Linked DNA regions of Homo sapiens: region 1 is linked to region 2. Evidence: chromatin loops called from intact Hi-C (ENCODE). Cell type or tissue: HCT116. All regions are shown on one strand. Each heading gives the region's core, and the rest is flanking DNA. Links, peaks and the distances in the headings are about the cores only.

What was found. Hi-C counts contacts between places; a loop is a spot of excess contacts. Peaks named below come from ENCODE experiments on the same cell type or tissue, not always from the same donor. Only the 100,000 strongest peaks of a DNase experiment are listed, where the experiment ranks them.
Region 1: it touches region 2 in a loop (16-fold over the local background); 2 of 110 quality-filtered maps call a loop at or near these places.

The regions. Positions count from the first base shown.
Region 1 is chr13:37,064,146-37,075,938 of GRCh38, reverse strand. No RefSeq gene overlaps it. Among named protein-coding and RNA genes, the nearest start is that of SUPT20H, 10 kb to the right of the region's middle. In HCT116, for the core only: a CTCF peak has its summit at 6,748 (motif pointing right); a DNase peak (open chromatin) is centred at 6,758.
Region 2 is chr13:35,971,888-35,983,680 of GRCh38, reverse strand. The region is part of intron 3 of DCLK1 (doublecortin like kinase 1); the gene reads left to right. Among named protein-coding and RNA genes, the nearest start is that of DCLK1, 150 kb to the left of the region's middle. In HCT116, for the core only: a CTCF peak has its summit at 4,973 (motif pointing left); a DNase peak (open chromatin) is centred at 4,940.

The DNA of each region.
Region 1 (11,793 bases), core at 5,727-8,226, 1.1 Mb before region 2:
TTCAGCAATAAAAGCAAAATGAGGTTGGGACTATGCACAGGACCCAGCAAGGGAGACTAAATAGAAGCAGCCGATGAGATAAGGAGAAAACCCAATCCTTGCAACCTCCCTGGAAGCTCTAGGTTTTGTTGGTCCCATTTTACATGCATCTAAACAGAAGCTCAAAGTGGTCATGTTACAAGATGCCTCAGTAAGACAGGGTCAGAATCTAAACCACCGATTATCTGAGTTTAGTTCAGGTTTTTCTACACTTCTAAGATTATAACTGAAGAAAAGATAAGATTCTAAAAATGTGTGTATTGTCACTATAATTGTACTCATCTATAGTTTTAGCATTAGGTTTTTGGCCAGTAATTTACCATAAGAGTTACATCACTAAGTTAAATTTGTCCCACTTCTGCAAAACAAGAAAAACACACATCTACCTTGACTATCATCCCTACTCAAACTTCTCAATATGGTTAAATTGAAGAACACCTTTGGACTCACAGCGCTGATCAGCCAAGACCGAGGTATGTTTCACACAAAGCTCTGGATACAGCTGTGGGAGATGGGCCTGAAGACAGTCCCAGATAAGAAGCATTGCTTGCCTCCTGCTGCAACTACAGTTTTGTGAATTCACCTGACTTCCTCCTCTCCTTGGCTGCTCAGTCCTTTTTTCCATGTTTGGTTTAACCAGTATTTTTCTCACTGTCCTAGCTTTCCTATTTTACCATTTTAACTAGGGTATTGTATATAGTTAAAGCAGCTTATAAACTGACTTAAATGCCTGGGATACAGTAGTATTTAAATCTAGGAAACAGAAATTTAGAGTATTGATAATGGCTAACGATGGAAAAACTATTTTGGAAAAACTGTATTTGACCTTTAAAGCAATGAACATTTGTATATTTAAGAACCAAAAAAGTTTTAGGCAGAAATTCCTAGTAATGACATCTCATTAATAATAAAGAATTTTCTACTCCTTTACAGATCAAAAGTTGTCTAGATCTTTCATCAAGTTTAGTACAGTATTTATTTTTAAATCAAGCCCTGACCTCTAGTGGCTAAACTGAATTAATTAAATACCTCAACCTACTGAACAATCGTAATGGCACAAAAAAAGAAAAGAGCCCAACATTATAACCTTCCTAATATAATGCAATAGGCAAAATCCAGTTCCACCTATGAAATATTTCTGCAAAAAACAAAAATCAGTCCAGAATCTTATCTAGTGTCTAGGTCCAACAAGCAGTTTAGAGGAAATAAAAAGGCAGGTAAACATGTTAGACACCACTAATCTAGAATGTGGAAAGTTCTACTGCACAAAAGAACATAAGAAATGTGCTAGAAGAGAAAATTATTATAGATGAAAACAATTAAAAGTTTTATTGTTATAGATTTAAAGTGTCCTAAGATACTTATAGATTAAAAGTATCATATTAAGCTAATGCTATCTGTGGACCTTGTTTTGATGCTGATTTGAACAGTTTTTTTAAATCGTGAAAAATAGGGAAATGCAAACTGACTGGATATTATATGATACGACAGAACTATAGTTCACTTTTAAGGTATGATATAATATGATTGCTTCTTAAAATTATCTCTTAGATATATATAGTGAACTATTTATGACTGGAATTTTAAAAATTACAGATGCAAAGGCCCTGTTTTTAGGAACAGGAAAAGAGGCCAGTGTGGAGTGAATGAGGGACACAGAGGAAATGAGCTCAGAAAGGCAGTGGGGGTGTGGGATAATTAGGGGATGATAGGACTTTTAATGAGATAGGACATCATCAGAGTGTCATAAAACCCCAAATTCAGGCTCGTGTACCCGACGTGCAGTTGACGCCAAATACTGACACACAGGTGCTCAGAGATAGAGGAAGATTTGATATGGCCAAAGCAAGAAGGCAGGAGAGCAAGATTTTTCAAATCCATCTTAACAAAAGAAGCGGGGGCTGGGCGCAGTGGCTCACGCCTGTAATCCCAGCATGTTGGGATGCCAAGGCAGGTGGATCACTTGAGGTCAGGAGTTCGAGACCAGCCTGGCCAACATGGCAAAACCCCATCTCTACTAAAAATACAAAAATTAGCCAGGTGTGGTGGCGGGCAGCTGTAATCCCAGCTACTCAGGAGGCTGAGGCAGGAGAATCGCTTGAACCTGGGGGGCAGAGGTTGCAGTGAGCCCAGAGCACTTCACTCCAGCCTAGGCAAAAGAGTGAAACTCTATCTCAAAAAAAAAGGAAGAAGCAGAAGCAGGGAGTTTTTATGCAGCCAAAGGGTAAGGGAGTGGGAGTTTCAGGGAATGAAGGGGGAAAGTCTGTTTCTTCAGTCTCAGATAACACCTTGGGCAACCAGACATCTGGGCATCGGCAGCTGTTCGTGAAGTCCTTAGAAGTATTTATTTCACCTTTGTTAACTCACTGTTGAACCCACTGGTCTCCTCACTGTTTCTGAATGTGGTTTCTCCCATCTCTCCTGCTGCTCTCCCCATCGTTTCACTTGTTGACCCCTCTCTCACCTCCTTCAGATTTTTTTTGCTTACAGGTTAATTAGCCTTCACTAACTGTTTTTAAGTCGACATCATTCCTGCCTCTCTCCATCCAGCACTCCCTATATGCCTTTCCCTGCTTTCTTTTTCTTCTTCATGGCACTTATTATCATCTGATAAAGAGAAAGCCCCTGCCATCAGGCAATTGGCCTGATGCTCACAGCTTGGCCCCATTCTCCTGCTGTACATAAACAATTTCATAGACCATCAACAACAGACAAGGACACTCTCAGATTTTGATAAAGTGAGATAAAAACAAGGCCACTGTGCAACCCACAAATTACCAAACACCTCTTTTCTTTTGGCTAAAATTAATGACTGCTGCTTCTTTACCAAGTACAACTTTAGCCTCAATCTAGTCTGTCCTCTCTACACATAAGATTTATTAAGATACCAAATCAGAATTTCCCCTACTTCCTGACAACTTTAAATCCAGAGCAAAGCTCTACTCTTTGAGAACCTGCCCCAAGTTGCCAGCTAAAGCCCAAATCCTATAATAGATTACATTCTTTTTCTGAGCCCCCTATGAGTCCCTATGGTGACTGTTGTCCCTCTCTGCAAAAAATAACAAACCCTAGTTATTCAACCACAGGTGTGTGGCTGGCGGCCTTTTCCTGAAGGACACAGACACATAATGTACTATGTGTTCTCATTTATTCATTTCTCCCTCTAGGAAGTATCTCTCTGAGGGCCTACATGTTTATCCCTTTGGACACTGCTAATGTTCCCAGCAGTTAGAAGCATACCTAGTATATTAGAGGCTCTCAGGAAATAGTTATTAATGAATGAATATTGAGCACCAAGATTGGAGTAGGCATTAGAGATGTGTTAAAATAACTAAATGGGAGGCCATTAGACTGAAGTGGCTCTGACACCCTGGATTCCTACATAAGCAAACTGAAACCTAACGGAATTTTAAACTTTATCTCAGCAAATCACAAATGGCCAATTGGGCATTATTTATATTGTCTTGAATCTTTCACTGAAATAGTCCAAATAAGGCAATTGCTCAAACTTTAACCAGACAAATAATTTCTTTGCTTTCACATTCACCTTATAAAAGTTTTTCCTTCAACCTCTTCCAGGAGCCTCTATTTCTGTGTGAGCCCCTAGCCATTCCCTGCCTGTTTCATGGTCACAGTCTGCTCAAATAAACTCTTAGTTTTTAATGTGCCAAAGGTTATGTTTTAATAGATGCAAACGTGAATCAGAGCAAATCCTGGCGATGTTCTGCAGGCAGTGGCCCAGTTATACGAATGCCTGTTCAATAAGTTTGCCTGGATAAAGGAAGAAAGGGGCAAGAAATGAATCAAATTCTACAGTGGGGACCACTACGTTTCTCTGCTTTCAATGCCTGCTTTATTATTCTTTTCTTTTTCTCTCTTTCTTTATCAGGGTCACCCTCAGGAAAAAGTCAGACACACTCCCCTGAAACCACTGCTGGCTGGAGGAAACAGGTTTAGCATATGTCAATGAGAACCACACATGCTATGGAATTTCATGCCAAAGCTATCAAGCTTCCCTTTGACAGCCTCACTGAGAAAACAAGTCAATAGAGATTCATTAATTGGAATTTAGAAACCTTACTTATTTAAAAAAAAAAGGCTGAAAATTATTATACATTACAGAACAATGATTCTCACACTCCAGGGCACTTAAGAATCCCCTGAGGTGTTAAGAAAAAGAGACTTTTTAATTGAAATAAGTTTCTGAATTTATAATAAAATTAGCATTTTGAGATTAAAGTCTTAAGAAATCTAAATTTATAAACTCATAATTTTAATAAATTGAATATTCACTAAAACACCAGCAACTCCAGGTATTTTTTCAAGCCCCAAATCTTCCCTTGTCGAAACAAGGGAATTAGCAATGCACCTGACATTTATCAGGCATCTTTGTAAGTTCTGTTGCCTTTATTATATAAGGGCTCTCTTGCCTTTATAGCCTACCCACCTTCTTCTTTTCCTTGGATTCAGCTATTATCTTTCTGCTAATTATCAATAAATTAATAATTTTGATTAGGGAAATCTCTTTCAAGTTTGGTAATGTTATGGGATCTTTGAGGTGTCCTTCTCCTGGCTGGAAACCTGTGGCTGGTGGAGGCCTTGCCCAAGTTTTGCTCAGCCCACTGGGCTCGTTCTGCCCACTTGGCCTAGCAGGCTGTACTCAGCTCATGCTACTGGCCTGGATCCCACACCTCCAAGGGAGACAGTGAGTCAAGCATGGAGCAGCAAGAGTTGTGTGTGTGAGCACGGGGTCTGGCCACTGCGCAGTCAGACATGCAGCTGCTGCCATGGGGCGGGCAGCTCCAGATGCCAGCATAGGCGCCGGCTCTCAGTGAGGCTGCAGCTGGACAGGGCGCACCACAAGGAGCTTCCCTGGCTGGCACCAGGGAAAGCAGTGGTGCCTGGAAGCTTGGAGATGCCAGGAACCACAGGGCCTCAAAGAAGGAGTCACAGCCCTGGCTCAGGGAGCTCCCAGGTCTAGACTCCCCAAAGGGCCACAGCTCTCCTTCTCTCTGCCTGTAACGTGGGGAGCAAGGGGCATGTTTCAGCCCTGTTTGTATTACAGTTCTCTTAGCCTTGCCATTTAGTGGGTCCCAAGTTCTTGTCTTGTGACCAGGAAGAATGAGGTACGCATGCAAGTGAAGGGTGAGCAAGATGATGAAGAGCTTTATTGAGCGATAGAACAGCTCAGTCTCCCACAAGGGGCAGCTCCTTTCCTCAGCCAGGATGTCCCGTCAAGTGTTCAGCTCCTAACTGAGAGCTGGTAGCTCCTCTCTGCAGGCAAGTCGTCCCAACAAGTGTTCACTCTTGGCAGGGAGAGTGGCTCCTCTCTGCAGCTGTTCCTCCCATGGTCCAGCTACCAGCAGAGAGGGTAGCTCCTCTCTGCAGCTGGTCATCCCGTCATCTGTTCAGCTCTGGCTGAGTCCTGGGCTTTTATGGCCTCAGAAGTGCCCGCTGATTGGTCTATGAGAGGCCATGGCGGGTGGCCAGAAAAGCCACCACCTCCCACTCCTATCAACTGGATGGGCAGTCAGCCCCAAGCCTTCAGGCCTTCCCTGGCCTAACCAGGGACCTGCCCCCTTCTACCCTCTTAACAGCCTGTCTGCCTCCTGCAGCTGTCCATGGAGCCCAGAATGCTCGAGTCAAGGGGCACCTGTAGGCCAGCACCAAGCTGCTCTCAGCCACCCCTCGGCTTCCCCTGTACTCCTCAGTGCCCAAAGTCCGGAGGGGGTCTAGGCAGCAGGGGGCTGGCGTGTCAGCACTGCCCTGAGCTTGGCCCCAACCCAGCTCCAAGATCAAAGCAGTGCAGGGAACAGGGAGAGGCCAGGCAGGAGCAGGCTTCCCCGAGCCTGTGGGGACAGGGGGGCCTTCCTGACCTCAAGGGTACAGATCCCACAGACGGCCTGGGTCCTGCACCTGGGAAGGTGGGGCTCCTGCCTGCTCTGTGGAATGTGCAGGCAGCCCGGGCCATGCCTCCTCACAGCCTGGGGCGGGGGCTCCAGGTCCTTGCTGGGTGCCTCTCTGCCCACTCCTCTGTGCCCAATCGCGTGGCTCCATCACTCCCCCTCTGGGCTGGGCGACTTGGCCTGGCCTCATAGCGGCGGCCCCCAAGGGGCTGCGGGGCGGCTCCTGCTTGTCCTTGGCTCCCGCTGGTTCCGTGAAGCGTGAAGCGTGGCACAGCCCCGGGCCCAGCTCCGCCTCCTCCCCACGCCCTCCCCACAGCAGCAGTGCGTGGGTGAGAGCAGCAGTGTGGGGCCAGAGTCCCGAGTGATGAAAGCTCCGGGCCTAGGGTCGGGTCCCACCTGGCTGCATGAGTTTGGGGGCAGCACAGGAGGTTGCTTCCGGGACGTGGGGCACAGGGGACCCACCACCGCCACTGCTGCTCCCACAGCCGTTCCTGCTGCCACCCCTCGCACCTCCCCACTGCAGCCGGTGGGGTGGCAGTGGCCTCTCCGGACCACCCGCTGCCACAATCAATAAGTTACCAGACCTGATCCAGCCACAAATTGTCCCTGGTAGGGTCTACCCAAGTGGACGAAACCATAATTAAGAAATACCACTAACTGGTTGCCCTCTGACTGTAACAATGCTTATTTTAGGCAAGCTTTAAAATAGATATGTAGGATCTGGATCTCTAAAAAGAGCATTATTTGTTCAAAGAAAACATTAATACAGTACTGACTATTCCATTTGGTGCCACAAGATGTCACTTATATACAAGCAAACTCTGTATATAAAATAGAAATAATTTTGTTTCAGAATTTTTTGGGTCCTAATTTGTAAGGACACCTGGTCATCCATCCTGGATGATAAAAATATGACTACAAAATGCTTCCTGACCTCAAAAGGCTTAAAAGCTTACAAAGAAGCAGATGTGTGCTCAAGTAGCTGAACACAATTCACAGTATGTTCAATGCAATGCCAGAAATGCACACTGTCTAAGCAAAAATTGGCCTGGACAAAGTTACATAGTCAAGGAAGACTTACTTTAAGGCTATTGCAATAGGTGAGAGAGACCAGAATATAGCATGAACTCAACTCCACTGAAACAAAGGGGAAGATAATTGGGTTTGGGTTTTTTTTTTTTAATATTTGTGTTATGGTAAATATACATAAGATAAAATTTCCCATTTTAGCAATTTTTCAATGTACAATTTAGTGGTACTGAGTATATTCACAGTGTTGTACAAACATCACCACTATCCATTTCTAGAACTTTTCCATCACCCTAAATAGAAACTCTATGTCCATTAAATAATAACTTCCAATTCCTCCTTCCCATATCCCCTAGTAAACCATTCATCTTTTTGTGTCTCATGAATTTGACTAGTCTAGATACCTCATATAAGTGGAATCATGTAATATTTGTGCTTTTGTTTCTGGCTTATTTTACTTAGCCTGTTTTCAAGGTTCATCCATAATGTAGCATGTATCAGAATTCCATTCCTTTTTCAGGCTAATACTCCATTGCATGTATTAACCACATTTTATTGATACATTTATCTGTCGGTGGGCATTTGGAGTGTTTCCACCTTTTGGCTATTGTGAATAAAGCTACTATAAATGTTGGTGTGCAAATATCTGTTCAAGTCCCAGCTTTCAATTCCTTTGAGTATATACCTAGAAGTAGAATTGCTGGATCACATGGTAATTCTGTGTTGAACTTTCTGAAGAACAACCACACGGTTTTCTACAGCAGCTACACAATTTTATATTCTCACTAGCAAGGTACAAATATCCAGATTTCTCCACATTCTTGACGACACTTGTTATTTTCTGTTCTTCTGATAATTATCCTAATGAATATGAAGTGGTATTTCATTGTAGTTTTGATTTTCACTTCCCTAATGATGAGTGAGGCTAAGCACCTGTTCATGTGCTTATTGGCCATTTGTACCTCTTCTTTGGAGAAATGTCTATTCAAATTATTTTCCCATTCTTAAATTGGGTTATTTGGTTTTTCTGTTGTTGAGCTGTAGACATTCTTTACATATTCTTTATTTATACATATATCAAATATGTTATTTGTAATATATTTGTCTCATTCTGTTGGTTGCCTTTTCACTCTACTGATGTACAGAAGTTTAGCAGGAGAGGTTTTAAGAGCTGGAGTAGGGGGTAGTAGGCCATCTGTGTTAACTGTCCTTACCTAAAGAAAACACAAACTTTACTGTATCTTCGTGATAGGAGGTACTGTTATAACTTGGAGCTAAGCACCCTCTCAAGTTGGTTACTGCCCTCCTACAGAAACTGGAGACACGGGCTCTATCTTCCTTGATTATTACATTTCAAGGAGATGGCCCTCCTTAAGAAAGACATTCCAGGGTTGTAGAATTGGTAACAGGCATTTTTTAAAAGTTATATATCAAAGGAGCAAAAAAACAGCCTAAAAGTTTTTTTATAGTAAATGATCTAAGAAAAGGGAGGTCAGTGGCCTAGAGTTGGTAAGAAATCCTATCTAAAGTTAGGAGAACTAAGAGAAATATTAATGAGACTTTATTTTGGCCACCTTGGTTAAAATAAAACATTTGGAGGCCGGGCATGGTGGCTCATGCCTGTAATCCCAGCACTTTGGGAGGCCAAGGCTGGCGGATCACCTAAAGTCAGGAGTTCAAGACCAGCCTGGCTAACATGATGAAACCCCATCTCTACTAAAAGTACAAAAATTAGCCGGGCATGGTAGCGCCCACTACTAGTAATCCCAGCTACTCGGGAGGCTGAGACAAGAGAATTGCTTGAACCCAGGAGTTGGAGGTTGCAGTGAGCCAAAATCATGCCACTGCACTCCAGCCTGGGTGACAGAGTGAGACTCTGTCTCAAATAAATAAATACATACATACATACATACATACATACATACATACATACATACATACATACAAAAGAATTAGCCGGGCCTGATGGCAGGAGCCTGTAATCCCAGCTACTAGGTAGGCTGAGGCAGGAGAATCGCTTGAACCCAGGAGGTGGAGGTTGCAGTGAAACAAGAATGTGCCATCACACTTCTGCGTGGGCCACAAGAGCAAAACTCCATCTCAAAGAAAAAAAAAGCATTTGGGGCCATTACAGATGAGAAAAACTAATTCCAACTGGAAGAAATTCCAGCAAGTATCTCAGAGGTATTAACATTTATGTAGTCAAGCAGGCTGGTATAAGATTCAATGGGCAAATTTATTAAAAAAGAAAATGCCAGATAAAGAAAAATCATTCGTTAAAAAAAAATAGAGAAATAAAAGTTTATAACAAGATAGACAATGCAGCCAGCAAGACAGCAGGATGTAAAGGAGTTATCATGGAAGACTCTGTCTGGGAACATGGATAGCCTTGGACCATGGAGGGCCTAAATGTCATATTAGGAATTCAGACTTCATTTTAAGGACACTAGGGGCTCAAAAAAATGTAACAGGGGGCATATGACATGATCTGGGTATTGGAAGTGTGGAAAGCAGCTGGAGAGAGGGAGTCAGGCGGGAGAGAAGGCTTTGTCTTTCCGTTGTCACGGCTGTGGCTGGCACACCTGGCAGAACAACTGTCCACAAGCCAGCAGGTAGGGCCTCCTCACACACTGCTGCAACCACCCTTTCTCTGTCTTCACTTGCACCTGCCCTGTCCTGGGAGGAGTGACTTGAGCCAGAAAAGAAGCTGTGACATCAGTAGCAATGGTACCAGAGTGGCGAGCATTAGGGAAGGAGGAACAGAGTGATACTCATAAGAAAATAATTTCTTTCAGAGCACAGCCAGGCAGCCAAGCTTTCAACTCTAAAATCGAGGACCCACTAACGTAGGGGGAGCTCAAGGTAACAGCCCTGACAGCACCAGAGGAGGAAAGCAAGGCTCCTCATGAGTTATTTGCATCACAAGTACCCAACACAGCCAGACTTGGGTGGGTCTCCTCCACCACCACTGTTGGTCACTGAAAGATCACTTAACATGTTACTCTGTGCCTCTTTTTTTCAAGTAAACTGGCAGTTAGATCTAGAGGCTTGATTAAATTCAGATTTAGGATTTTGTAAAAAAAAAATTTCATAAACAGTAATACTATAAAGTACTATTTATATAGTATAGTACATAGCACATAAATAGCACATACATAAAGTGGATCACTATTAAGTTTCCTTTCAACCTTCTACCCATTTGGTTATTTGGTAACCATTAGTAATTATTCCCTAGAAGTATTATTTTCTCACAGGTTGCAAAATGGTGATATTCTATCACTTTTTTATTTATTCACTGGAATTCTTCTATTAAAAAATTTTCCCAGACTGGGCGCAGTGGCTCACGCCTGTAATCTCAGCACTTTGGGAGGCTGAGGCGGGTTAATCGTCTGAGGTCAGGAGTTCAAGACCAGCCTGGACAACATGGTGAAACCCTGTCTCTACTAAAAATACAAAATTAGCTGGGCGTAGTGGTGCATGCCTGTAATCCCAGCTACTCAGGGGGCTGAGGCAGGGGAATACTTAAACCCAGGAGGTAGAGTTTGCAGTGAGCCGAGATTGCACCACCGCACTCCAGCCTGGGCAACAAGAGTGAAACTACGTCTCAAAAAAATAAATAAATAAAAAATAAAGTTTTCCCCTATCAACTCTTTGGTTACTCTGAATTTCAGTTTGTGTAGGAAAGCAAAAAATTTGGTTTAAAAACTTTTTAAAAGCAATTTCAGAATAATGAGTTAGTGCCCTAGCAATCCTCAATGTGACCAGTGAGAGGTTTAATAAAAGCATTGAAATTTATGTATTTTGAAATTTTTGATATATTTCAAACTACTTCAGTCAAAAAAATCTTTCTGATTCTCCTTGATGCTCCAAGTGTCCCTTCTTTTGCCAGTAGGAGCTCTTTCAAATTGGACTCTGTATCATTGCTTACAAACACACACACACACACACACACACACACACACACACATACACACACACACACACAGTCAGAGGATTCAGAACACACATGTCTTCTGCTTCTCTCTAAGACCCCATCTAGTTATCCTCAACTGCTAGTGGATCTGTTCATATTCCAATGGCCAAAATGAGTCACATAGCCACATGCAAAATCACCATGAGGAAGTATACTGTGCCCACACTGAAGCCATGGGAAGGAGAGTGAGAAATAAAAATGTTTTAAAATCCTGTGAACTAACACTACTATCTACCACATTGAATGTGATGGTTAATTTTACATGTCAATTTTTCTAGGCTACAGTACACAATCAAACATTAATCTAGGTCTTGCTGTGAAGGTATTTTGAAGATACATTTAATATCTATAATCAGTTGACTTTAGGTAAAGGAGACTAATCTTGATAATGTGGGTGGAACTTATTCAATTAGCTGAAGGCTGTAAGAGCAAAATCTGAGATTACTCAGAGAAAAAGAAATTCTGCCTCAAGACTGCAGCATCAACTCTTGCCTGAGATTCCAGCCTACTCAGCTGCCCAACAGATTTCAGACTTGCCAGCTTCCATAATCACGTGAGCAAAATATTTAAAATGAAGGGATGGCTCTGGTCAGAGCAATTAACCAAGGAAAAGAAATGAAAGTGTTCAAATTGGGAGAAAAAAAGTATAACTATCTCAGTTCACAGATTACATGATTCTATATATAGAAATCCTAAAGAATATACACATGTAGGCACACATACAAAATTAATAGAGCTAATAAGTAAATGTTCAGAGTACAAGGCCAACACTTGCTATGGTTTGAATATATCCCCCCAAAGGACGTGCTAGAAACTTAACCCATAATGCAACAATGTTGGGTGGTA
Region 2 (11,793 bases), core at 3,513-6,012:
GATTACATCATGGAGAATGGGGTATCCATTCCCTTAAGCATTATCCTTTGTGTTGCAAACAATCCAACTATATTCTTTTAGTTATTTTAAAATGTATAATTAGGTTATTATTGACTATAGTCACCCTGTGGTGCTATCAAATAGTAGGTCTTATTCATTCTAGAAAAAACTTTCTGATGGAAGGATTCAGGCCCAGGAGTCCCCACTGAGCCTGATTCCACTCATGCACTTGGTGATGGAAGGACCAGGACATGGTGAGCAGGCCCAGCAGGTGTTTGGCCAAACTTGGCTCCTAGACAGAAGTGCTTTCCAGAGATTAACATGCTCCACCAGCCTTACAAAAGAAAGCCTTATGGAAGGGATTTCCTGTCCATCTCTTGAATTTTCTGAAGAGTTCTGGGTTGGCTCATGCCTGTAATCCCAGCGCTTTAGGAGGCTGAGGCAGGAGGATCACTTGAGGCCAGGGATTTGAGACTGCAGTGAGCTGTTATGGTACCACTGCACTCCAGCATGGGCAAAACAGTGAGACCCTGTCTCTAAAATAATAATAATAATAATAAAGAGTTCTGGACCCTACAGGAAGCTTGATAGGTAAAGCAGACCAAAAAGCAATTCATGGTCGGGTGCAGTGGCTCACACCTGTAATCCCAACACTTTGAGAGGCCATGGCGGGAGGATCACTTGAGCTCAGGAGTTGGAGACCAACCTGACCAACATGGTGAAACCCTGTCTCTACTAAAAATTCAAAAAAATTAGCCAGGTGTGGTGGCGGGTGCTTGTAATCCTAGCTACTTGGGAAGCTGAGGCAGGAGAATGGCTTGAACCCAGGAGGTAGAGGTTGCAATAAACCAAGACCATGCCACTGCACTCCAACCTGGGTGACAGAATGAGACCCTTTCAAACAAACAAACAAAAAAAAAGCAATTCACACTAATCAATGGACTTTGAACCTTCCTAATCATTTGTAACGTTCCGCAACAGACGTAACTTAACAATCAGGTTTTAGATTTTCGAAAAATTGTATTCCAAATCCAAAGATTGACAATGAAGCATCGCTTGTGTTATTTATAGTAATTTTTGTTTTGCTTTGTTAATGTTCACATTGTGATCTCACTGTGGGCCCACTCTGGTTTTAGAAATTAATGGAACTTTAGGTATCCTGACTTCACTAAGTTGAAATTCACTTGAATCGGTTGCCCTTTCTCCCTCCCTCCCTCCCTCCCTCCCTCCCTCCCTCCCTCCCTCCCCCTCTCTCTCTCTCTCTCTCTCTCCCTTTCTTTTCTTTTCTTTTCTTTCTCTTGAAATAGGGTCTCACTCTGTTGTCCAGGCTGGAGTACAGTGGTGTGAATCACTGTTCAGTGCAGCCACGAACTCCTGGGCTCAAGTGATCCTCCTGCCTCGGCCTCCCAAAGCAAGGGGATTACAGGCACGTGCCACCAGACCCAGCCTTGTTCCCTCTTTCCTTTGTGAAAAGTGCCTATCCCAGGGGGCTGTGACCTCACCTTAACTCTCTTCCTTTCTGGCCCAGGATCCCTCCGGGTGGGTGTGGTGAAATCTTAAATGAACAATGCATTTCTATAACCATCAGGTACTACTGCAATATTTTATAATTAGAGCTCTCAAAAATTCATAGAATTTCAGCCTTGGGAAGAGTTTAAAAAAATACATGAATGAAGGGTTCTACCTCACACCCACTAGGATGGCTAGCATAAAATAATCAGAAAATAACAAGTGTTGGCAAGGATGTGGAGAATTTGGAACTCTTGTACACTGTTGATGGGAATGCAAAATGGTGCAGCCACCATGGAAAAGAGGGTGACAGTTCCTTAAAAAATTAAAAATGGAATTACCTTGATCTAGCAATTCCATTTCTGGGTTTATACCCAAAAGAATTGAAAGCAGGGTCTCAAAGACATATTTGTATACCCATGTTCATGGCAGCATTATTCACAACAGCCAAAAGGTGGGAGCAACCCAAGTGTCCATCAACAGAAGAATGGATAAATAAAATGTGATATATAATACAATGGATGATTATTCAGCTTTAAAAAGGATGGAGCACAGAGGATTCTTAAGGGCAGTGGAGCTACTCTGTATGATACTCTAATGGTGGATCTGTGTCATAAATTTGTTCATAGAATGTGCAACACAGAGTGAACCCTAAGGTAAACCATGGATTCTGGGTGGTAGTGATGTGGCAATGTAGGTTCATCAGTTGTAGCAAATGTCCCCTCTGGTGCTGGATGTTGATAGTGGGGGAGGCTGTCTGTGTGTGGGGACAGGAGGTCTATGGGAAATCTCCATCCCTTCCTCTCAGTTTTGCTATGATACTAAAATTTCCCTTAAAAAAAGTATATATTTTTTAAAAGCAAGGAAATTCTGACACATGCTACAAAATGAATGAACTTTGAGGCCATTATGCTAAGCGATATAAGCCTGTCACAAAAAAAAAACAAAACACTTTTTATTCCACTTCTATGAGATACCTAGAGCAGGGGTCCCCAACCCCTGGTTAAGAACTGGGCTGCACTCTTTTGATTAATGAAACCTTATAGCATTATGAAATGGCTCTCTTTGTTCCTAGCAATATTCTTTTCTCTGAAATCTACTTTGTCTAATATTATTATTACCTCTTTGGCTCTCTTTTGATTAGTGTTGGAATGGGATTTTTTTCCCCCATCCATTTACTTTTAACCTATTTGTGTCTTCATATTCAGGACTAGGGCTGGGCATGGTGGCTCACACCTGTAATCCCAGCACCTTGGGAGGCCATTGTGGGCAGATCACTTGAGCCCAGGAGTTTAAGACCAGTCTGGGTAACATGGCAAGACCCCTTCTTTAAACAAAAAATTACATTAAAAAAAAAGAAGAAGTACTGGGCTGCACAGCAAGAGGTGACAGCAGGATGAGTGAGCATTACTGCTTGAGCATGCCAGGGATTTAGGTTGCATACTCCTTAGGAGAATCTAATGCCTGATGATCTGAGGTGGAATGATTTCATCACGAAACCATCCCCGCACCCAGCCCACGTCCATGGAAAAATTTTCTTCCAAGAAACTGGTCTCTGGTGCCAAAAAGGCTGGGGACCATGATCTATAGTATTCAAAATTAAAAAGACAGAAAGTAGAAGGGGCTACTTCTACTTTTGCTACCATGATCTACAGTATTCAAAATTACAAAGACAGAAAGTAGTTGCCGGGGGGAACACGGAGTCCGTGTTTTGTTTTGTTTGACACAGGGTCTCCCTCTGTCAGGCTGGAGTGCAGTGGTCGATCTCTGCTCACTGCAACCCCCACCTCCTGGGCTCAAGCCATCCTCCCACCTCAGCCTCCCGAGTGGCTGGGACCACAGGTGCGTACTACTGCACCTGGCTAATTTCTGTATTTTTAGCAGAGATGGGTTCCACCATGTTGGCCAGGCTGGTCTCAAACTCCTGAGCTCAAGCAATCCTCCCGCCTTGGCCTCCCACATTGCTAGGATTACAGACGTAAGCCACCACACTCAGCCAGGGAGTTCATTTTTAATGGATACAGAGTTTCATTTTCACAAGATGAAAAGAATTTTGAAGACCAGCGGTGGTGATGGTTGGACAACAATGTGAATGTTCGTAGCACTGCTAAACTGTACACTCAAAAATGGTTTAAGGCAGGAGATCTTTATGTTATGTGTATTTTACTATGGAAACAAAAAATAAAAGTGTATCTCCTATTGGTCCCAAGTAGATGGGATTTTGTTATATTTTCAACAGCACACTTTGAGTTGTAATATGTTTTTCCCAGAATCACAGAAGAGCCAGTGTGCTCAGGTCCAGCTGACTTAGTGCCAGAGCTGCTCAGAGAATCCTTCATGTCCAGTTGAAGAGGAACCAGGCCGCCTGCATGTGGTTGCCTTTGCGGAGACAAAGGTCATTTTCAGCCCTTATTGCAGGGTACCACATTGCAAAAACTCACTGCTCTCCAGCTGTTAAGATTTGAATAAGGTAAATGACCGTGATTGGCCTTTCGCCACTGGGATTTGTTCGCAGTGAATCATCAGCACTTGACTGAGGAGCCAGCTCAGCATCTTTTTAAAAGTAAAAAAGAAAATTCAGTTCCTTCCCTTTTAGCCAAAAATGCTATGAGTCAGTACTTTGGCACTGGGAGTGGAAAGCAGTGAGAAACGAGTGGGCCTTTGGGATCTGACGGGAAAGGATAGCTCTGGGACAATATTGTTTATGGATTGGCTGTCATGCATTTGCCAAGCAATGGCAGTGGCTGTTTAGAAGCTTTCTGCGCCTCACCCCATTCACATGTCCTCTTTCTGGCTGTCTCAGTTCTGAACCCCATGCAGAGATCAGCTGACATCCCTTGTCTTCCATGAAACCTCATTGATTAGTCCTTCCCCGGCCGGGTCTTCTGAATCCCGGGCTGTATTCTTTTACTTTTAATAGTCATTGGAAAGTCGCTTGGCACTTCGTTGACAGCCCTTGGGCTACTGCCTTTTTGTGGGTAAGGGTTGTCTTCCAGGTGGAGAATATTTCTCCAGACCAAAAACATAGCTTCTGTTTTGTGGCCTCATGGCTTAGCAGAGATCTGTATGTGAGATTGGGTACTGGGAACAGCTTGGCAAGTTATTAACCTCTGCAGAGCTCAGGTTTCTCATTTTAAAAATAAAGACAACTACCATTAAAGGAAGATCGTGTTTTCAGGATTAGATAAGACAATATAGGTAGAGCACTTAGCACTGTGGCTGGTGCTCAATAATTGGTGGTTATTACTCTTACTAGTAAGGTAATAGGTGTGTATTCTGTTTGGGAGTTAACCTGAGTTTACTACCCTTTTAGAAGATAGTTCCATCATTCCGATAATTCATGCCGTTGTCATTTTGTAATATCTTTGTGTGAAATGGGGCCTTACAGAAAAAAAGGTGTGGAAATCTAACGTAATCTCTTGTCAGGGTAAGTGTAAATTTGAGTTTCCTGGAGGTCTAGTGACACCAAGTGGCGAATTGTGATATTACATGTTGGTTGTTTGAGAGTGTTCAAATTCTATTTCATTGGTAAAATAGCAAATTATTCTGCTGTGTATGATTTCTGAGTTTTCCTCTCTTAATTGTAATCTAGTATTGAGTGAGAATGGAAAGAATATTATAAGAGTACTACATTGTAGACTTATTGAATGAAAAACTGGAATTCTAGACCGGGCACGGTGGCTCACGCCGGTAATCCCAGCACTTTGGGAGGCCAAGGTGGGTGGATCACTTGAGCCCAGGAATTTGAGACCAGCCTGGGCAACATGGTGAAACTCCATCTCTACTAAAAATACAAAAATTAGCCGGGCGTGATGTCGCGTGCCTGTAATTCCAGCTACTTGGGAGGCTGAGGCAGGAGAATAGCTTAAACCCAAGAGGCAGAGGTTGCAATGAGCCGAGATCGTACTACTGCACTCCAGCTGGGTGACAGAGTGAGACTCCGTCAAAAAAAAAAAAAAAAAAAAAAAGAAAAGAAAAGAAAAAAAAAACTGGAACTCTAAATTGCACAAAGCAGAAAATCGATTCTTAATGTGCAAGTGTTTTCTTCATGTATTATTTATATCCTGTCAACACAGTGACATATTTGAAATTGACACCAATTTGTAATGGATCGTTAGTAATACTTCCTTAATATTTCTTTCAGGGACAATGACATTCTGCTTATTATCTACCCAGTCTGTAAAGAAAGCTGACATTTGAATACTCACAGAGCTCTTGTTGACAATGTAATTGTGCCCACTGTGTAGAGAACGTTAGTCCTATTAACTTATGATGGCTTCCGAACCTTGACTTTCTTCATGGGGAAAGAAATGAGCAACTTTCCATTATTTGCTATGCCACCGAGACAACATCTGGGCCTGGAGTTAGTGCTTGAACATGGAGCTGTTCTTGGGTGTATGACACCATTCTTAGGTACTGAAGAGCAGACCAGAGTTGATGAGCTGGGATTTTCTAAACCTAATCATTTGTTCTCAGCCTTCTTCATGTCACTGCCAACATTCATCTCTGGCTGTGATCTGGTCTTGTAGGTAATTTCCTCATTCATTATTCAAGGTATTGTGTGGAATTAAAAAAAAAATAGCCCATTAGACCCATCAGAATACACCTGATGACCAGTATTAAATGTGTGCATTTCTGTACTTTAATTAGCAAATACCTAATATTGGGGCAATGGAGAACCATGTGCTTAAGTCAAAAGGGCTTCGTGATAGTCATTCACCAAAATATACCTCCTCAGAAAGAGTCCTTGGACTCACCAATCCTTTGCTTGCCCTCAGGCCACTTATTTGGGGTGAGCTGGGAGTGGCTGACATACCCTTCCCTCCTGCCCACCCCAAGGAAGGAGCGCAGAAATGCAGACAGCAGATTGCTCAGGGGGAAAACTTGCCCAATCTGCCCAGACACTCTGAGTTGGGAACATAATCAGCTGGCATTTATGAGGCTCATAGTTCTGTATTCAGCTTCCTGATATGCATGAAGTAACTTATATATTTGGAACAGTTGATAAAATTTGAATTTATCTTTCTCTCTCTGTATATATATACACACACACATACACGAAAAATACAGCATTTTATTTTTGTCATTTCTTAACATCTGGAGTGGATGCAAGTTTCACAAATGAAGCTTTTTGAATTATTTCTGATTTAATTCCTTAAATAATATAATCCAGATTCCACTAAGGCTTAAGCTCTCTATATCCTTCCTGAGGCTTTGTTAATTCTTTGAGGACACTGTGCTGATGATTGTTAATGCCGTGGTCTGTTCATTTGTGTGACTGAAAGTGTAACTTAGTGCAGCGTCCAGCCAGGCATGCCTCACTTAAAACCTCGGAGAAGGCCGGGCGCGGTGGCTCACGCCTGTAATCCCAGCACTTTGGGAGGCCGAGGCGGGCGGATCACGAGGTCAAGAGATCGAGACCATCCCGGCTAAAACGGTGAAACCCCGTCTCTACTAAAAATACAAAAAAAAAATTAGCCGGGCGCAGTGGCGGGCGCCTGTAGTCCCAGCTACTTGGGAGGCTGAGGCAGGAGAATGAAATGAACCCGGGAGGCGGAGCTTGCAGTGAGCCGAGATCCCGCCACTGCACTCCAGCCTGGGCGACAGAGCGAGACTCCGTCTCAAAAAAAAAAAAAAAAAAAAAAACCTCGGAGAAGCTGAAGTGCTGGGAGGACCTTTCTCAGGGTCACTCACAGAATTCTGCCTCGAGTTCACAGGCTTAAGCATCATCTGCTAAGGGTTCACCAACATCCCTGCCCAGAAGTGTTGCTGAGGCTGTTAGGGAGGAGACGGTGAGCACTGTGCCAGCCTCGGCAAGATGCTGAGGTGGCAGTGTGGCCAGGAGCTTCCATCTGGGCTGCAGCTGCTCCAAAGTCACCTCTCTCTCTGTAGCATCACGTGCCTGTGCTGTCCTTCCTTACTTGCCCACGCCCTTCCTGGACTGATCAGAACTGGTCAGGACTGACCTCCTTTCTCCTCCCAACCTGCCTCCAAACCCACCCTACAATGCTTTGAAAAAGAACCCTACCCGCATGTCATCCTTTGGGGCTGGCTTGGAACCCCGAGGAAAACAGTGAGCTCAATCTGCTAAACAATTGATGCTGTGGGAGACTAGAGGAGTTCCCTAGAGGACTGGCTCCCCTCTGTGTCATTGCTTAGTGGCCCAGTGATAAGCCACAGAGGCCACTGCCATTGAGGAAATAGGTCGGAGGATGTGGTCCCCTGACACATTACAGGGAGGCTTGCTTTGGCTTTGCAGCTGGTAGTGCATTGTGGAAGTTTTCAAATCACGAGTAGATGGCCACTTTCAGAGTGGATAGGGCTCCCTACCCTGTTGAGTTGGCACACAAAAGGCAAGGGAGCGTGGCCCAGATGTCATTAGACATCAGGTTTCCACTGGTAGGAGATCCTTCTGGTGATTTCAGGTGAGTTAGGGCAGAGCCATGAAGGAATCAAGGGAGGAAGCCTGAGCAGATCTGTATGATGCCCCAACCCAAGATTTCCTAGGGAAAACTCATCCCCGTGCTCAGGGCACAGTCGTGCCTCCTCCTTTTGTCTCCAGTTTCTGAGCCGTTTTATACAAAGTCATGCTGCCAGAACTCTGGTAGCAAGTGGGGTGGGGGTGGGGTGGCCTCCAGCCCCTTGATCTCACCTTGGAGCTGGTGGAAGAGGATAGCGTCCTTCGTGGGCTGTGTGGTGGGGACTTGTCCAGGAACAGGGAGTGGACCCTCAGTGTCGCCTCCCTGCACCTTGTTGCCCTTGTGTTTCTGGCACCCCAGGTTGGCACCGTGACCAGCTAGATGGTGCCATGAAATGAGGTCTCCAGCCTGATGCAGGTCAGACCCCCTTTTCTTCTTTTCAGTGGCAAAGGTGAGACTCATCTCTGGTTCTCCAGAACAGGTCATAAGTGTTTTTTCCTGCCCAAGCCTACTGGTCCCTCACACTGTGTCCTCTGCCTCGCCCACACCACAGGCTGCACCTGCCCTCCTGCTCCTGGATCTAGGCAGCTCAGTGGTGCTGTTTCTGCAGCATGGATGGATTGGTGTAAGACCTGACCTAGTCTTTGGTCATGTAGTGTTTACAGTTGTGCACAGGTGTTGTGCCCTTGGGGACCTTACACAAGCTCTGCCCTCACTTTTTTCACAGCACACTAAGCATGGAAATGGCACCTGCCTCAAAGGGCTGTTGACTGAAATGAGATCATTGAGCTGAAGTTCTTAGCACCATTCCTGGTATGTTCATTTTCTAGGGCCTCCATAACAAAGTACCACATACTGGGTGGCTTAAACAACAAATATTTATTTTCTTACAGGGCTAGAGGTCAGAAGTCTGAGATCAAGGTGTTGGCAGGGTTGGTTCCATCTGAGGCCTCTATATTAGTTTGTTCTTACACTTCTATAAAGACATACCTGAGACTGGGTAATTTATGAAGAGGTTTAGTTGGCTCATGATTCTGTGAGCTGTACAAGCTTCTGCTTCTGGGGAGGTCTCAGAAAACTTACAACCATGGCAGAAGGTGAAAGGGAAGCAGGTACACTTTACATGGCCAGCAGGAGAGAGAGAGCAAGAGGGGAAGCGTTACACACTTTCAAACAACCAGATCTCATGAGAACTCACTATCACGAGAACAGCAAGGGGGATATCCGCCCCCAAGATCCAATTACCTCACCATGTCCCTCCTCCAAAATTGGGGATTACAATTCGACATGAGACTTGGGTGGGGACATAGAGCTAAATCATATCAGCCTCTCTCCTAGGCTTGCAGGTGGGACACCCTCCCCTTGTGTCCTTACACGGTCTTCCCTCTGCATCTGTCTGTGACCAAATTCCCTCTTTGTGTAAGGACAGTAGCAAGATCAGATTACATCCCACCCCACTGACCTCATTTTAAAGTAATCATCTGTGTCAAGGTCCTCTCTTCAAATGCAGTCACATTCTCAAGTACTCGGGGTTAGGAATTCAACACATGAATCTGAGGGGGGCTCAATTAGGCCTGTGATCTCTAGCAAATAACAAATGCTCAACGAATGTTAGTTACTTTTTCCTGGGCAGTTATTCTAAACTTTTGTCATTTTGTTTTATTTGTTTTATTTTCTATTTCTATTTTTATATGTCTATTTGCTACTTAGTAAATGACCCTTCCTCCTGTATTTTTTTGCAGAAAAATGAGGTACCAGGGCATAAACTTATTCAACTTACAGAATGTTCTTCCCTCTCCTTTGCCCCAAACCTCACTGACATCATCCCTTTCCTGCCAGTCTCAGAAAGGGGGGTTTCTCTGTCCCTGCTCCAGGTTCATCCTCACTCCTCTGTGCTCTGACCTCCTCCAGGACCATGAGCCAGCCCCTGCTCCCTCTTCCTCACATCTTCAGTTTTCTGCCATCTTCTCCATCCTTAACCTGTCTGCAGGATCAGGTTCCCCGTTCCTTGACCCTGCCTGTCCTTCCAGCAGCTGAGCTCTCTCTTTTTTGCCTTTTCTCATTGGAGCTTTTGAAGGAAAAGCCTACATTCTGTTCTCTTCTTTTTGTCATTCATTCATTTATTCATTCATTTGTTGAGCACCTTCTTTTTGCCAGCACTGGGCTAGGCATTTGGAATCTAAAGATGTGTATTCATAGTCCCAAGACCAGAGAAGAAAACAGATCATTGTAATATAATGAGGTGTGTGGCATGCCTTGTTAGAGAGGAGCCCAGTGGGCCCTATAGGAGGACTTAGGCACATCTGGCCCAATCAAGGCATAGACCGAGGTGCGAGGTGCAGGGGAGAGCTTCCCAGAAGAGGGCCCTGCTCTGAGTCCTGAAAATTAGATGGGCCATGAGCAAGGGGAGGTCTTCCCAGGAGGGGCAAAAGCCTATAAGCAGGAGGCCTGGGATCCTCCAAGTGGGTGGTATTTTCTTTCCTCCCCTTTGCTCCTCAGCTCACTGACCTCTGCATGTGCCTCGCCATTGAAAGGATTTCATGGGGGTTCCACTGGACCCCCACTAAGTGACCTGGAGAACGCAGTGTGTTCTTTATCTAATGGACCACCTCCCCTCCTTCTGCCTCTCCTCCCTTAGCCCCACCCTCACCTGCCATCCTCATTCCTTTCTCCATCTTTCTTTCTCTGTCTTCGTGGAAGCTCCTCTGCTGTGGGCCCCAGAATGTACTGGGTGCTGACTCAGGCAAGTGGGTTATTAGTGATGTCAGCAAAGGACAGGAGGAAGAGCAGGCATGGGGATGTGGGAATAATAATAATGCATTTGTACAGCATGAGGACTGGGAGTTTTGTGACTGGTGAGATGCAGTGGACAGAGGAGATGAGAGAGAAAGGTCAGGACTGCACCAGGAGGCTGCGTGTCATCAGGATACAGGATACAGGGTGTGCTTGAGCCATGATGGTCTATGGGATGGGGCCTCCCTTTTCCTCATTTCTTACATCAAATTAGGTTCAAAGGTCCTTTGTTTTTCCACTCTAGCCATCTTTTGAGTCCACCTCACTGCAGTATTCATCATGCTTCCTTCCCACTCTGTCTCAGTGCTGCCCCCCACCCCATCTCCTTGCTACCTCTCTAACATGCCACTTGCTCCTTGTCACTTCTCTCTGTGTGGCAACCTCTGTTGACTCCACATATCAATGCAGAATACCTCCGGAGCTTTCAGGAATGTTTGTAATCAGACTCCCCATCTTAAATATTTATCATAAATTGATAAGCAAATAGTTATTGGATACTATGTGTGTAGCTCTGAGGTAGTGAGCTTCTCTGTTTGTATGTCTCTTTCTCTACACACACATGAGCTGAGCACTTAGTAAGCAGTCAAGATCTCATGTCAAGGCTGAGGCAGGAGGATTGCTTGAGCCCAAGAGGTCAAAGCTGCAGTGAGCTATGATTGCATAGCGACACCCCATCTTAAAAAAAAAATAAAGGCTACCTGTCAAATGGTTGATTAAGAATCTACATGAGGAAAGAACTTGCTGAAAGATGTTTGAGAGCCACAGAAAGGACCTCAGAGGAAGGAGGAGGAGAGAAATGTCTAGGTGGTAAATAGGACCAGTTGGAGGTATGCTGGTGCTGAGCCACGGAAATGGTTGAGCTGTGGGACAAGGATAGGTATCCAAGTCTGTGGTCACCAATCAATGAGTGTGAATTTTAAGTCAGCAGTTGGAAAAGGAGAAGCTCCTGGGAGTGCAGTTAATGAAGAATTGGAAGGATTTAGTCTAGACGTAGAAAGGAAGTCCAAGATAGGATTATTAGCTGGTAGAAGACAGGAATTATTTGTAACTTGCTCCCTGTCCTTGTGCAAAC